Linked DNA regions of Homo sapiens: region 2 is linked to region 1. The links are chromatin loops, found by intact Hi-C in ENCODE. Cell type or tissue: OCI-LY7. All regions are shown on one strand.

Region 1 (8,000 bases):
CCAGGAGAGTCACCATTTATATCTGCTGTCCTAGTGTTGGGATTTATAGCACCTCTCCACTCTCTTCTCCAAAGGGTCTTATTTTGGATTATGAATCATGTGGTAACTGTGTGCATGAGGTTAGTAAGCATGTTTGTGCCCAGTCGGGCCTTGGGATTCCTCTGGGGTGACGAAGTGGGGTCCCTCTCTTATGTTTAGCGGTGGTGCTTGAGGATTTATGAGTAAGAGCTGGACACATGCTCAGGGAAAATGCAGATACTGAGAAGACAAATCAATCATTCTTGATGAGTAGGGGTGTGTGTTTCTAAAGGAGATGCCTGGGGAGAGTGGAGTTGTTGGATTGTGGACGTTTACCTTCAGGGAACCCTGCATTTGTACCAGATTTGCAGACAGTCACATGGTCTGGACACCTTACAGTAGAGGGGCTGGGGCTTTGATATCATGGCAGCTGCGGTGAAATGGGAAAAGCACTGAATTTGAATACTAGATGTAGCTTGCTAGCTACGTGACTTTAGGGTGCCACAAAGCCTTTTTGAGCTCTTTAGGATGGGAAGAATAATACCACTGTATTAGTCAGTGTTCTCCAGAGAAACACACACACACACACACACACACGTATATGTATGTGTGTGCATATATATATATGGAATTGGCTTGTGCAATTGGCAAACTGGAGGCTCAGGAGAGTTCAGTGATATAGTTCTCATTAGAATCCAAAGGCCTGAGAACCAGGAGAACCTTCTGATGTTGTGAGTTCTAGTCCAAAAGCTGGCAGATTTGAGATCCATGGAGAGCCATTTTTTCAATTAGAATCTGAAAGCAGGAAAAAACTAACATCCCAAACAGCCACTTAGGCAGGGGAATTCCTTCTCACTCAGATATTTGTTCAGGTCTTCAGTTGACTGATGAAGCCCACCCAATGTAGGGAGGACAGTCTTCTCTATCTAGTCTGCCAATTCACATGTCAATCTCACCCCAAAACACCCTCACAGATACACCCAGAATAACGTTTAACCAAATGTCTGGGCATTCTGTGGCCCAGTCAAGTGGACACATAACATTAATCATTACAACCAGCTCACAGGATTTTTGTGTGAAATAAAATGTATAAATATGCATGTGTACATATATACTAAATTTACTTACTGAAATTGTATGTAAAGAAAAGGGAATCAAATATCATGGACTGAGGACAGTGCAATGACTTGAAGCTTCAAAGCCTGCTTTTATAGAAATTTGTGTAAGCAATTTTAATGTTGCTTCTCACTAAGTGTGGTCTCTGTGTGTGTCTAGGAGAAAAAGAGAGATCTTTGTTACCATGTCTAGTTGCTTTGAAGAAAATGAATTAGAATACCCAAGTTTGACCTTCATTTTTTTGTTTCTAAAAACACTTGCTGTCATAGAATTCAGTTCCTTACTGTCCTGGTTTGACAAATTCAAGAAGCCTTAGACAGAACCTCATTGTTTGGTGCCTGGGGAGAGTGGGAAGCTGGATGCACAGACGGCTCTCCAAACAGGGAAGTCTGTGCAGAGCAAGTGCCTGTCCTCGAGGGTGATTCAGAGGGTCCTCCTTCAGGAGAGTAACAGAAGTGCCACTTGTGTCACAGAAGACTACTGTAATTAAAAAGGAAAAAAGAATGTGCATATAATCAAGTCCAAGGATTACTATATGCTGTTTCTTGCATGCCCACAAACATGTCTGCTCAATGGGCACAATGAACAGCAATTGTCTTCTCCAAGCAATGAAAACCCAAGTAGCCGTTGTCAGTGATGGTGGCATCCTACGGGCTCTCAGTTTGAAGGAGCTTATTGGTAATCGCATGATGTCTCCTCCCTGGGTCAAGCCTCGGAGACGTAGGCATCAGCATTCCTTCTGCATGCCCCCCGAACCCAAGCAGCAATGAGTGCTTGTAAAAGCCACTGTTTGGTGAGAAAGTGAGGACATGGAGCTCTAGCTTCAGTTTTCCCAAACTATCCAGCTGTGCATTTGATCTTGCACCAAACAATGGCAACTTAGATGACAAGCTGAGGCCTTAATCCCCCAAACCAAATGAAATTTCAATGGCCACAAAGGGGTTTCTTCTTTTATTCAGCAGATGTAAGATCAAGGCAAAGTTTTCCCCTGTTCCCTAAGCCCACTACAGCAATGGAGTTTCCTTCTCACCTCTCCAGTGACAGAGAAAGGCCAACTTACAAAAAAAAAAAAAAAAAAAAAAAAAGTAACTCAATCAACCAGAAGCAGAGCCTTTCTTCCATCTATATCATTTTTAAAGCAATCAAGCTACCATTTTCCACCTAAAAATGGGGTTCCGTGAATGTTCTTGAACTTGAGATTCTATCTCCTCTCCTGTTCTCTGATGGTGGAATGCGGATGCAGATCCAGAGAGAAACTCTTTTGTTCTAGATCAGAGCTTTCCAACCTGAGTTCTTGAATGTGCATAGGTTTGTTGAGCTATTGATTCTCCTGTCCTCAGGGCAGAAATTCCTGAACCTGACCAGTAGATTTTATAAATACCACTACTTTCTATGTGTACCATTACATGAAAACTTGGGGAAACACTGTTCCTGCAAACACCTTCCAGCAATTTTGTTCTTTGCCATCCTGTTTATCTCAGCTGCCACATCCAGGATTCATCAAGGTACTGCTATCCTCACGTAGGTCATAACATCTCTGGAATATAAGAAAATCCTATAGCCGCCTGCATAGACACATTCTCCAAGCACACTCTGTTTTTTCTTTGTAACTACTATTCAAAGTTCAGGCATGCAGAGTACAGGTCACGCCTTTGTGAATTAATGGCTCTTTGATGTTATGACCTAGAGTTATGAAATAAGTGAGGACCAAATATTACTTAAGTTTACCTACCAATCCCACTCTGAAGTTAGCTCATTAGTTACGTTGGTTTATTTCCCTTCTCAATAATATGCTTAGCTACTACTGTGGTTTGGATATAGTTTGTTTGTCCCCACTAAATCTCAAGTTGAAATTTGATCCCCAGTGTCGTGGGAGGTGTTGGCTCAGGGTAGTGAGTGAGTTCTGGCTCTCCTAAGACTGGATTTGTTCTTGAGAAACAAATTAATTCCCCGGATAGCGGGTTGTTATAAAGGCAGGAAGCCCATCAGGTGCGGTCTCTGTTTGCACTTGCATGTTCCCACTTCCCCTTTGAACTTCTCTGTCATGCTTCAGTGCAGCACAAATGGCCGCACTAGAAGCCGAGCACATGCTGCTGCCATTCTTCTTGCACAGCCTGCAGAACCATGAGCTAAATAAACCTCTTTATGAACTAAATTACACAGCCTCAGGTATTTTTTTATAGCAACAAAAAATAAACTAAGATCGCTCTTGTCCATCCAAGTTCACAGGCAGTGATAAATAAAGTGTACCAGGTTTGGGTGATGATGTTGCTTAAAAAATATAGCAACCCTGAAATTTGCAGCCACAATAGTGATGTGACAAAGCAAGTCCTTGACCAGTAGCACATCTCAAAAATGAAATATTCTCCAGCCTTTCCCACAGAGAAATCAGAGACCAAACATTTCAATTTCCTTTATCCTATTACCACAGACATTAGACCTGAGAGACGCAATGAAGCATATCCTGTCTTCTATTTATTTCTGCTTAACGCCAGTTGGAAGAGCATCTCTGAGTGCCAGGTTCAGGTCTGATTTCCTTCCTGAAATTGCAGTCTGGGTCTTACTCCACTGACACTGATACAGAGCCAACAGAACATTCCATAGAGTTAATAAGACACAGGCAACTCCAACTCCCAATTTGACGAACTTAAGGCATCTGCAACTCTACAGTTCACTGTCCACATTAGCAAGACTTTAGCCTTTGACTGTCTATATTAATGTAATTTTTCTCTTCTAGGAAACCTTTGCCGAGATGATAAACTTACAAATTACTTTATGGTATCTGGGTCTTCTCAAAAATATATTTATCTGGAGAATAGACTTGTCAACTGAGTCCTTATCCCCATCTCAGGCAATAGATTGCTTAACTAGTCTCAGTAAATAACTGTTTTCTCACCAAACAATGGCCTATTCTTGGAAACTTTCTTCAAAGTCTCCTTTTGCTGCACCCACTGGTCCCAAACTATAATGCATGCGCTTTACATAATCCCAATTAGCCCATTCCTAATAGCATGAAAAGACTTATCTTAAAACAGAAACTCAACCCTCGCCAAAACCATAGAACTCCCCTCAGATGCTATTTAGATGCTGTCATAATGGTTTAGTGGATTCCTTGCTGCAGCAAGCAGTAAACTCAGCTTTACTATATCAATGGGTTGTTTTGGTGCCCTTTTGGGGGAAGTTAGAAGTTAACAGTTCCTATCCACAAAATGTAGAAAATGTAAACAGATGTCATATTCATATATTACCGTTATAGCAGTTTGCAAGCTAAATACCAATTTTCAGGTATATGTAATAATATTTCTCAGATAGACATGAAATTCCCAAAGCCTAATACATGAAATCAACAGGGGGTTCTGATTAACAATGGAGAGCTCTGAGCCCACTAGGTGGATTCTGCTTCATTGTGTCTGGGAAGGGAGTCAAACGTCTCCCATTCCAGCTAAGCAGGTAGCTGATGCAGATGGTCTTCAGGCAATATTGGAGAAACAGTACCCTAGACCCACATGGCTGTTTTCAGCTACAGACCATAGTGGAGAGTTAATATTATCTATTGTCAGAGTTCAGGCTGCTATAACAACATACCATAGACTGGGTATCTTATAAACAATGGAAATTTATTCTTCAGAGCTCTAGAGGCTGAGATGTCCAAGATCAGAGTGCCAGCATAGTGGGGTGCTGATGAAGACTCTCTTTTGAGTGGCAGACTGCCAACTACTCATTGTGCCCTTACATGGCCAAAAGAGGGCAAGGGAACTCTCTGGGGTCCCTTTATAACGGCACTAATCCTGTTCATAAGGGATATACCCTCATGACCTAATTACCTCCCAATTACCTCCCAAAGGCCCCACCTCCTAGTACCATCACACTGAGGTTAAGACTTCAACACATGAATTTTGAGGGACACAAACATTCAGTCACTTGCACTGGGGGGAAGATATAAATAAAATATATATCTTCTCGTTTCAGCAAAATAAAGTGCCAGTCAGCCCAGGCTGGGCATACATAGATAAAGACCTACGAGCTTAAGTCAACAGAAAATGAATCCTTCATCAAATGGTTAACTAGGAAATCATGCTTCTATTTCCTATGTGTGGGAAGTAAGGGTGATGGGCTGGAAAACCACACCTGTAAAAACAATTTCCCCCTTGAGTGGCATCAAAAGTTCCTTTTTTACCTTAATTTAAGAAAAGTGCTACAGTGGGACAAATGTTTATTGAGGAATTTTCTTTGCCAATTCTTTAAAGCCTCTCACCTCTTATTCAGTGCACTCATTGATTCTAACATCTCTGATATTCCCACGCTGCATCAGTTCCAGTCTCTGACAGGGGACATTAGCTTCACTGTCTACCAGCATTCACAGTGGACAACATCCGTGTCTTGCATCCTGCATAGCACTGGCTCCTGATCTTTGGTCATTTCTTCATTCTCCAACAGGAGATCAAGGCTCTGTTTGTCTGTCCCTTCTATCCCAGGGGCTTGCTTCCTGCACAGAAATGACTTGGACCATGGAGTTTTGCTTAACGTGGGCCATTTTCCTTTTGCTCCCACATTTGTTACAGTGGATCTTTCACCTCAACCCTTTCAGGCCATTATTTTCATTCTCATTCTCAGGTCTATGTGAGATGGGCAGGCAGGTTTATTCTTCAACCTCTGGGATTTCAGCCACACACATAGTGTATCCCTTGCTGGAGAAGCATCATTTGTTCTTCTAACCGTCTCCTTCATTTCTGTCATATGAGCCCATCAGGAGCCACTGTGATGACGCTGATGGGACCTGAGTCTGTCCGAAGCATCCTTTGCTGAAATGCAGCATGCCCACATTGCCTCTTTGGCAGGGTGACTCTGCACGGGAGGTTTTACTAACACAGTACCAGCAGCACAATGAAGTTCAGCTTATGCTGGGTGATACTTTATTAACATTTGACATTTGGACTATGGGACTAGCTATTATTTATTTATTCTTTTGTTATTTTTCGGAGTCCATGTTTCCATACTGTGCCTTCCCCATGGGACAAGCCTTTTACCTGTATGTGGTAATCGTTATGTCAGATGGTTTTCTGGACCTTTGGGAACCCCTTCTTTTACCTCTGTGAATAGACCCAATTCCACAATTAGAGATACATTTCTTTGACTTAAAACAAATACTAATTGGTATGATGGATAAGACTTTCAGGTCACTTTTGTAAGGCAGTTTCCTTAGAAGCCGACCTTGATATGAGAACTTGTGCACAAGAAATTTAATAAGAATGCACTCTCCAGGGAGATCACTAAGAAGAGGGGGCACCTGGGGAACCTGGAACTAAATTTTGGATCCGCCATCCAGGAGAAACTAATTTCTCCTGACTAGGACAATTTAATTGCCCTGACCCAGGGGACATCCTATGTGTTCTACTTGAACCATGCCCTTTAATAATAAAAGCCAATTTCACATTGTGCTGAGGACAGGCACTGGGCATACATTGCCTGAGGTTTCAGAGGATCCTTTAGGAATAACATGGCAGAGAATATTCTTTTTCATTATTCCATGCTCCTTCTGGTAACACAGCCAGTATGTGTCCTTGAAAAGGTGCATGTATGTGTGCTGGAAATGAACATAGTCTCCTCTGAAATCTCTGAAATTACAGAACTTTATGAAGCCTATCCCTTCTGATTGGTTGTAAAGCACCAGCTTGACCAATTATAATCTAGTAGAATCTTTCAGTTGCAATTTTGCAAAGTCTTCTTACTGCAAAAGAGTTGAAGTCTTCTAAAGAATGTCTTCTTTACAATCTGTATTTATGATTGAGGAAATTATTGAATACGGCAACCCACTTAAGTTTTTGTTATATTTTTTTCACACCATTCCCTTTGCTAGGCACAATATTTATATTTATGATTTGCAAACCCATTTAACAGTTAAATATTTTGTCTTAACTATTCATCCTAATTAGGTTAGCGTAATTGCAATACCTGGTATTGTTTTTGTCCTGTTTATTTGGATCTTATTATGATTTCCCTTTGATACATCTTGAAATTCTACAGACATTTCTTCTGACCCAGAGTGGATCTCAATTTTTGACTCTCTGCCATCCCAAATTTCATCATCTTATTTTATTTCTAATTTGCTTAGAATTCACAGGACAGTAATGTTAGATGTCTCATGTAAGACTCTGAATTTGAAAAGAATATCTCTTCTTACTTTTCCTTTCCAACTTATCTCCATAATTGTGAAAGAGAATGAAAACAAAATGAAATGAAACAGAATAATGTATAAGGGAACTTTGAGAATAAGTTGGTTATATAAAAACAGAAACAAAAACAAAACAAAAACGAAGAAGCAGCCCCAGGATTGACCTATTTCACCTTGAACAGTTTGATGTTCCACGCGGTAGATGCCCTTCCAAGTTCCTGAGTCAGTGACTTGATGAGTGGCCTAGTTGCCTCTAAGTTTCATTTTACCACGTGTTTTCCCAGGACCTATTTTAGAAATCACACCAAAATGCCTACCAACTCCCTCTCACCTCCCCCTGCGCCCTGTGATCTTATTTCAAACATTTTACAACATATATGTGCAGAGTTGGGCTTTATTACAGATCAGTGATACCAAGTAACAACAAAAAATAAAACCTGATATATCTTTTAAAAACCAGATGATATGAGAGTATAATTTATTAATTTAATAAATATTTATTAAGTTCTTATAATGAGCCAGGCACTGCATTAGGTTTAGGTTTAATGGGGACCAAAACCAAACACCTTCCCCACCCCCACGGAACTCCTGGGGAGGGTAGATATTCATATTTCCAGATGCATAAGATGTCCATACAAAATGACTGTAATTCCTGGTGAGCTTATAAAACAGACAGGCTTATCAGGGAATGACA
Region 2 (8,000 bases), 270 kb after region 1:
TAAAATATATTGTCTTGTTTGAGTTAAAAATATAATTTTAAACTCAGATGAAACTGTACTTGTTTCACATTGCTCTACCTACATGACATTATACAAATAATTTAATCTCTTTCCCCATCTTCTCCCACATGCAAATGGGAATGACTTGTCTATTTCAAAGCCATAAGATGGAGAGAGGAGAGAAGGAAAATTTACTTTGTGTCTGACATGCAGGAGTTCCCAAAGAATGGAGCTTTCTCCTGCATTTTGCAGAAGTTTTACCTGAATGAATAAAGAGATCCCTATCACTTAAAAGTAATAGAAAAAAACAAATGGCTTAGGTTAGATTTCTCTGAAATGGCCTAAAGCACACCAGGGCAGAGATTACAGGAAAGTTGAAAATAATGTATTCAACACTGATACAATCAGTGTTTTCCACCCTCTGTTGCTCATCAAATGCAGCAATGGACACTTATTGTTGAAGATAATCCTGAAAAATAATTTAGACAGAAATAACAGAGATATATCGGCATAGAGCTACAGAAACTTAGTCACAAATACTCACCAAACAAACAGATATGCCACCATGTAAGCCTAATACCCTCATAGAATTTAAAGCCCTACTAGCAACTTTGCAAAATTCTTCAGTGAAAGTACTATTTTCCTGATCTCTGTGAGTATTTCAGGCAACTGCTTGGTACAATTTTGTGAAAATAAATTTAAGCAACAGATCACAGGATTGGAGAGATGACCCATGGAAGCTGACACTAAACCCAGCCAATGCCTTGGTTTCATGGACACTATAACATATACTTTGCATCTTCTGGTTCCTTGATTTTGACATCAAGTTCCACACAGTTGCATTTTTCCTTGCCAACCCCCTTCCTCCACCAAAATAAACAGCACCCTTCAACAGATGAATAAAAAATTGTGAACAATACTAGTCAACGTTTAAAATGAACAAAGTAGCACTGTATGAATCAACACCAAAATGTCAAAAACATGTTGCTTTAGAAAAAAGATAGTGGAAAAAAATATGTATGCAATGTGATATCATTTATAAAAAGTTTTCAAATCTAAAAATGGTTTAAAATTTTATCGCGATAACTAGAAATGATTTTAAACACTTGGGTAGGAGTAAGAACACCAAATGCATGCTAATGATTATCTTCATGGGAGAATCAGGAGAGAAGGATTTCATGCAGTACGCAGGGGCCACACCAGCTGTATAATAACTTCCCCCAAAGTCATCTGCAGCAAACATAACATGGCACAGATTGGAAGTTGATAAAGTTGGGAGTGGTACCTAGACACTCACTATTTTAATCTCTTTTTTTGTTTTTTGAGAGGGAGTCTTACTCTGTCACCCAGGCTGGAGTGCAATGGTGTGATCTGGGCTCACTGCAACCTCCGCCTCCCAGGTTCAAGTAATTCTTCTGCCTCAGCCTCCTAAGTAGCTGAGACTATAGGCACGTGCCACCACAGCTGGCTAATTTTTGTATTTTTAGTAGAGACGGTGTTTCACCATGTTAGTCAGGCTGGTCTCGAACTCCTGACCTCATGATCTGCCCGCCTCAGCCTCCCAAAGTGCTGGAATTACAAGCCTGAGCCATTGCGCCTGGCCTTACTCTCTGTTCTTACAAAATGTTTATAATGTTTTATAAACCAAGAAAAAAGATACAAATAATGTAGTTTTAAGACATTGAAAAAGGAAGTTTTACTTTTGGCTGCTACAAGAAATGTGTAAAACTCCTTTCTAGTCCAACCTTCTTGCTGCTGCCTGCCCTGCTGTGATGATGAAACTCTGTGCGTCAATTCTTCTCTGCTAAATTGATTTGGAGGCTGCCCCTCGCCTCCAGAGAGCACATTATCCACTCAAAAGAAACTGGGTAAATGTTTTTGTTGGATTCAAAGCTCTATTGTAGCATGACATTTGGATCCTTTTTGATCTAGCTCAAATCTCCTCTACGAACATAGAGTCCTGCCAGTTGTCAACATCTGTGACCTGCTCAGTCTCTTGGAGCTCCTCACTCATCTTGGACACCTGTCTGCTTTATTCTGAAATCCCCACTGGTAAATTTCTCTACCTAGGGCACCTATCAATGGCAAAACAGTGTTACATGCATCCCTTTTGAAAAGACCAGGCCAGTGGGTCCTTCCATCTCAGGGTGCCCCTAACTGAAGGAACATTTATAGAGCACTTGGTACAGTGTACATGAGGTGTCCGGTTGCTCACCAGTGTACTCTGCTACTTTCCAAGCTGTGAGATCATCGTGGGCATCACCTTGTTTATCCATTTGGTCACATGCTGGCCATATAAGAGCTGATTATAAAATACAGAACAAAGTAATGTTTACTTGTGATATGGCTCATGTTTTGATGACAAAAAGTGATAATTCTAGAGATTCACTAACATGGTTCAATTAAAAAAAGAAAAAGAACACATGTGCTAGAATGCATTACAGCACTCAGAATGACAGCCAACATGTAATGAGTGCTGTAGAAGTGATGGTATTATTGGCCCATGAGCACTACATTGTTATATGCATAAATCTGGTTTGGGAGTGCCTCCCCAGGGCCTTGGAAAGCTTGAGAAGCCCCTGCTCTTTGGTACAATGCCTGAAAATCAACTGACATGTTAGCGGCTGTGTGGGGAGCACAGTGATTCAGAGAGCAGCTTTGGAGGCAAAGCTGGGTGATGCTGGGACATGGCCGATCTTCCCTGCAGTTCAGCTTTGATGGCCCCAGCTGTGATGGCACCTTGAAGAGTTATTCTGAAGAAGAATGAAACAATGTAGGTATAGCCCCCAGCATGGCAACATCACTCATACGTGTGGGACAAATTGGCCAGGCCCCAGCTCAGTGGAATTCCACTAGGCATGTTGGCTGAGAGTGAAGAGAATAGCCCAGCAGTGCTTACCTCCTGTGGACTAGTGTATATTTCTTTTTTTTTTTTTCTTTTTTTGAGATGGAGTTTTGCTCTTGTTGCCCAGGCTGGAGTGCAATGGTGCAATCTCGGCTCACCATGACTTCTGCCTCCCAGGTTCAAACAATTCTCCTGCCTCAGCCTCCCAAGTAGCTGAGATTACAGGCACGTGCCACCACGCCTGGCTAATTTTGTATTTTCAGTAGGCATGGGGTTTCTCCACGTTGGTCAGGCTGTTCTCAAACTCCCGACCTCAGATGATCCCCCCGCTTCGACCTCCCAAAGTGCTGGGATTACAGGCGTGAGCCACCGCACCCTGCCGGCTAGAGTATATTTCTCACTATTGGAAGAGAACGATGGCTTGGTGGAACAGCATCGGGCTTAGATTTAAGGGTCTGGGTTGAAACTCTGGCTGCAACACAAATGTTGAGCCTTTTGTGGAGTCACTTAAACTCTCTTAGTCCCCATTTCTCTGTCAAACGACTATCATAAGACCTACTTCTCAGAGTGACCATGAAGCCTAAAGGAAGTCATATATGTGAAAGCACCCAGAGTGTGCCAATGAATGTATTAGAGTTGACACTTCACACTAGAGTAGCCTTTTTCTGTTGTTTTTTAAATCACTGCTACTACAGACCAGAGAATAGTTATCTATTAGTTGTGTATTTTCTTGCATAGCACTGAGCTAGGAACTGATGAAGCAGAGGCCAACCAAACAGACATGCTCCCTGCTTGTCTGACTTTTCATCTATGTAATAACTTTGAATAACTCCTTAAAATAAATAAAGATAAATGCTCACTCTTATATGGTAAAGAAACTGAGGTATAACAACTTTAAGACAAAGACAAACAATATTTTGACATGTCATGGGGTCTACCAAAGTACCTTGACTATAACATGTATAGAATTAAAGATGCATCAAAACATGCATGAAGAATTCCGAGACAGAAAGAAAAGTTGTCGGCAGTGGGGGGTTTTCTAAAGAGAAATGAGCAGCAGTCTCCCAGGAGCCACACCCTGTCTCTCAGCCATGTTTTATTTATTGAACATGGGACTCTGGCAGGAGGACATGTGTCTTCTCTTTAACCTCAATGAGAGAATGCGGGGAATGGCCCCAAGCAAAGGAGGTCCTGCCCATCCTTGGGCAAGAGTCATATGTGCTTCTCCTCCATCACCCCAAGCCGATGCCTCATTTTCCAAACCAGCCTCCTCTCTACACCCCTGTCCCTACAAATGCTTGACTGGCTAAGAGGATGGATGGGCATTTGGCAGATGAATTCGGGGCTGCTCAGTATACTTGGACTTTGGCCAGTGCTTTGAGATTGAGGTGGGCATAGAAAAGTGTTAGCTGGAAGACAGCTGCAATTCTAAGTTGGGAGAGCACAGGGCAGTGCACTCTCTTTCCTCTGAACTTGTAGCTGAAAGAAGCTCGCTGCTGCCACACACCTGTGACTTTGTGTGAGATGTGAGCTGCCGGTCCCAGGGAGCCCCTCAGAGCTGGTGGGAGCAGAGGCACCCTGCACCCTCACAAAGTTCTCCACAGTTCAGCTGCACCTGGGACTGTGTAGGTGTGTTTTTCTCCTCTTGTTGATTTGGTTACCGAAAAGAGCTTTTGATGGAGACCACATCCTTTTACTGAGTATCAAGAAAGTTTATTAAAAGTAGCTCAGAGAACACAATAAAACCCCCAACTATCTGATTCAATAGTGCTCGCCTGACTTTCCTTTCTCTGTCACCAAGTTATAAACACACCTTCTGTAATCAGCTGTACTTTCCATCTTGAAAGGATATTTCAGAAAGGGAGATAAGACAAACGGGCAATGGCAGATGATAAATCAGAATGTATATTGGATTCTTTTAAAAAGATATGGTAAATTCTCATTCAAAGTATACAAAAGCATGTATTGCTGAGTTACAAATACTGATATGCTTTAACTCGTTCTATGATAACAGCCAGGAATGTATCTAAGATGGCATATAACTTTCAAAGAGTCCTTTCCCTTCCGTGCAAATGTTGTTGCTGAGAGTGTCTGCAGCCTGCATGAACTGGCATGTACTGCCAACAGGTACAGGAGCATTCTAAGCAGAGGGAAGATTTAAGTCTTTAGTCCATCTTGGATTAATTTTTGTATAAGGTGCAAGGAAGGGATCCAGTTTCAGCTTTCTACATATGGCTAGCCAGTTTTCCCAGCACCATTTATTAAATAGGGAATCCTTTCCCCATTTCTTGTTTTTGTCAGGTTTGTCAAAGATCAGATGGTTGTAGATGTGTGGTGTTATTTCTGAGGGCTCTGTCCTGTTCCATTGGTCTATATCTCTGTTTTGGTACCAGTACCGTGCTGTTTTGGTTACTGTAGCCTTGTAGTATAGTTTGAAGTCAGGTAGCGTGATGCCTCCAGCTTTGTTCTTTCGGCTTAGGATTGACTTGGCAATGTGGGCTCTTTTTTGGTTCCATATGAACTTTAAAGTAGTTTTTTCCAATTGGTAGCTTGATGGGGATGGCATTGAATCTATAAATTACCTTGGGCAGTGTGGCCATTTTCACGCAGAGGGAAGAGCATGTGCAAGGGCAGAAAGGAGTGCCCAGTGTGGAGACTCTGCAGCTGAGAGGTTACACACACTCACTTCTCATTTTAGGCTTACAACAGTCAAGGGAGGTTGTAAGGGATATGTAGGTAATGTGGTTTAAGAGGTCAAAGATCAGAAAAATTACACATTGCAAAAGCCACGGCTTGAAAGGCAAAGAGAACAGGAACTCATAGCTTGGACACTTACTAGCCGTGAGGCATTGAGTAAGTGATCAGCCTCAATGTCTCTGTCTTTAGAATGGGCATGATGATGCCCACTTCATAAGACTTGCTTTAAAGATTGCATTAGGAAAAAAATGTAAATCCTAACATCATGTAGCAGATGCTCGAAAAGTGTCCTTTTTCTTCTCTTTTCCCACTTTCTTTTTACCTTCCCGTCACGTTCCAGTCCTGTCTCCTCCATCCACCATTCTTGGTGCTGTTTCTTCCCTCTGTGCTTTCCAGGAAGCCCTTCTGGAGCCTATTTTTGAAAGGGGTGAAATTTCTCCTGGCCCTGAGGCCTCACCTGACTTCTCCCTTTGGCACCCAGGCTGCTCTGCCTCCAAGGCTCCAGCATGTTCTTCCCCAGAGTAGGCTCTGAATTGTACATTTTTATTGTTTCTCAACCTGGTGCTTAATGGAGGTTTAACAAATGTTTGCTGCCGATCATGAAATAGTCTTTTTCAAGCCAGAATTATGGAACAATTACAGTGTCAAAGGGAAGGTTGGCTGCCATTTATGTGAAGGTTAATTGTTAATAGAGCCACCAAAAGAGGACATCTCACTGCTCTGAAGCCAGAAGTGAAGAAAAGGCTCAACATCAGAAATATTTCTCCTTTTTAACAAATCATTTTTAAGAGAAAGACTTTTGAAATACATCGTTCTTTGACACGAGCTAAGACATCAAATACACACAGCTGAGTCACTGAAAATTAATAAAGAGCAGACATGGGCAGAGATACAGATTACATTAGTAAATTACTGAGTTTATGTTCAGCATGTTGCCTTCCAGGTATGATCCCGTATAATCAATAATCTTTGGATGTTCTGCAAAAGAGACATGCTACCGACTGAAAGTCAGTATCCCCTCAAAATTCATAGGTTGAAGCCTTAATCCCTAACGTGATGGTCTTAGGAGGTGGGGCCTGAGAGTGGTGATCAGACCCTGAGGTTGCAGTCCTCATGAATGAGATTAGTGCCCTCAAAAAGAAACACAAAAGAGATGAGCTCTCTGCCAAGTGAGGACACAGCAAGAAGGTGGCCTTCTATAAACCAGATGAAGCCTCACCAGAACCCAACAAGGCTGGCACCCTGACTCCAGACTTCTAGCCTCCAGAACTAGGAGAGGTAAATGTTCTTGAAGCCATCTAGTCTGTGATGTTTGTCACAGCAGTTCATGCTGAGTAAGACAAGACATTATTTCATAAATCCAATGAAAGCTTATGCAAGGTGATACCAGCTGCTACAAAATCATGATTTACAAGGAATTAAATAGCCTAAAAATGAAAGTTTCATTGTATTATCATGGTTTTGTTCTACTGTTAAGAGTAACAAATAACCCCAAGTCCCTGTTACTTAGGAAGCTATGGCAGGAGTATCGCTTGAGCCCAGGTGTTTGAGTTCAGCCTGGGCAATATAACAAGAAAAAGAAATAATCCCCAAAGTTCAGAGGCTGAAACAACAAAGGTTTACCTTTCGCAAAGGTTGTACGTTGGCTGAGGTCAGCTGCTGCTCTGACAGCTATTTTTCCTTCCAAGACCCAGGCTGAAGGAGCAGTTCTTATCTAGGATATGCCCGTCCCCTGGCAGAGGGAACATGGCATGACCAGACGAGATGATGGCTATCACAGCTTCTACATGGCTCTTGACACTTTTGCACATTTATCTAGTTGAAGCATGCCCTGTGGTTGAGCCCATGCGAACGGGACAGGGAAGAATCTTCTTCCCATGGGGAAAGTGTGGTGGGGAGGTCACTGCAAACCACAAAGCAGTGGGCAGATATGATGATTCCACAGAGATGGTGAGTAAAACATTGGAAACAATATTGAATCTTATGGTGATGTTAGAAGTAATAACGTCTCCTGTCAGTTGAGGAGAATCACATGGCATTAAGCTCTACATACGATGACTTTCTCTGCTCCTCTCTGTTGTATATGCCCCAAGAAGACCAGCTAAGAGGATTTTTCTTCTTTGTTTATTTATCCATTTATTTTTAAGACAGGGTCGCCTTGTGCCATGCAGGCTGAAGTACAGTGGTACAATTATGGTTCACTACAGCCTCAGCCACCTGGGCTCAAGCAGTCTGCCCACCTCAGCCTCCTGCATTGCTGGGACTACAGATGCCCACCAACGTGCACACTAGTTTTTTTTTTTTTTTTTTTTTTTTTTTTTTGTAGAAATGGGGTTTTACTATGTTGCCTAGGCTGATCTTAAACTTCTGGCCTCAAGAAATCCTCCCACCTTGACCTCCCAAAGTGTCGAGATTATGGGTATGAACCCAGCATCAGACGCTTTTAACAATTTTCAGG

What was found. A loop is a pair of places that touch in the nucleus more often than their neighbours do. Peaks named below come from ENCODE experiments on the same cell type or tissue, not always from the same donor. Only the 100,000 strongest peaks of a DNase experiment are listed, where the experiment ranks them.
Region 2: a loop joins it to region 1, with 3 times the contacts of the local background. A loop is called at or near these places in 2 of 110 quality-filtered maps.

What each region holds. Positions count from the first base shown.
Region 1 is chr2:7,830,985-7,838,984 of GRCh38, reverse strand. All of the region lies in intron 1 of LOC105373408 (a long non-coding RNA gene), which reads left to right. Among named protein-coding and RNA genes, the nearest start is that of LINC01871, 110 kb to the right of the region's middle. In OCI-LY7, no CTCF peak of the experiment used is centred here; DNase peaks (open chromatin) are centred at 3,154 and 3,604; H3K4me3 peaks cover 1,529 bases; H3K27ac peaks cover 2,479 bases.
Region 2 is chr2:7,564,277-7,572,276 of GRCh38, reverse strand. No RefSeq gene overlaps it. Among named protein-coding and RNA genes, the nearest start is that of LINC01871, 160 kb to the left of the region's middle. In OCI-LY7, CTCF peaks have their summits at 4,152 and 4,354; a DNase peak (open chromatin) is centred at 4,426; H3K4me3 peaks cover 1,153 bases; H3K27ac peaks cover 1,870 bases.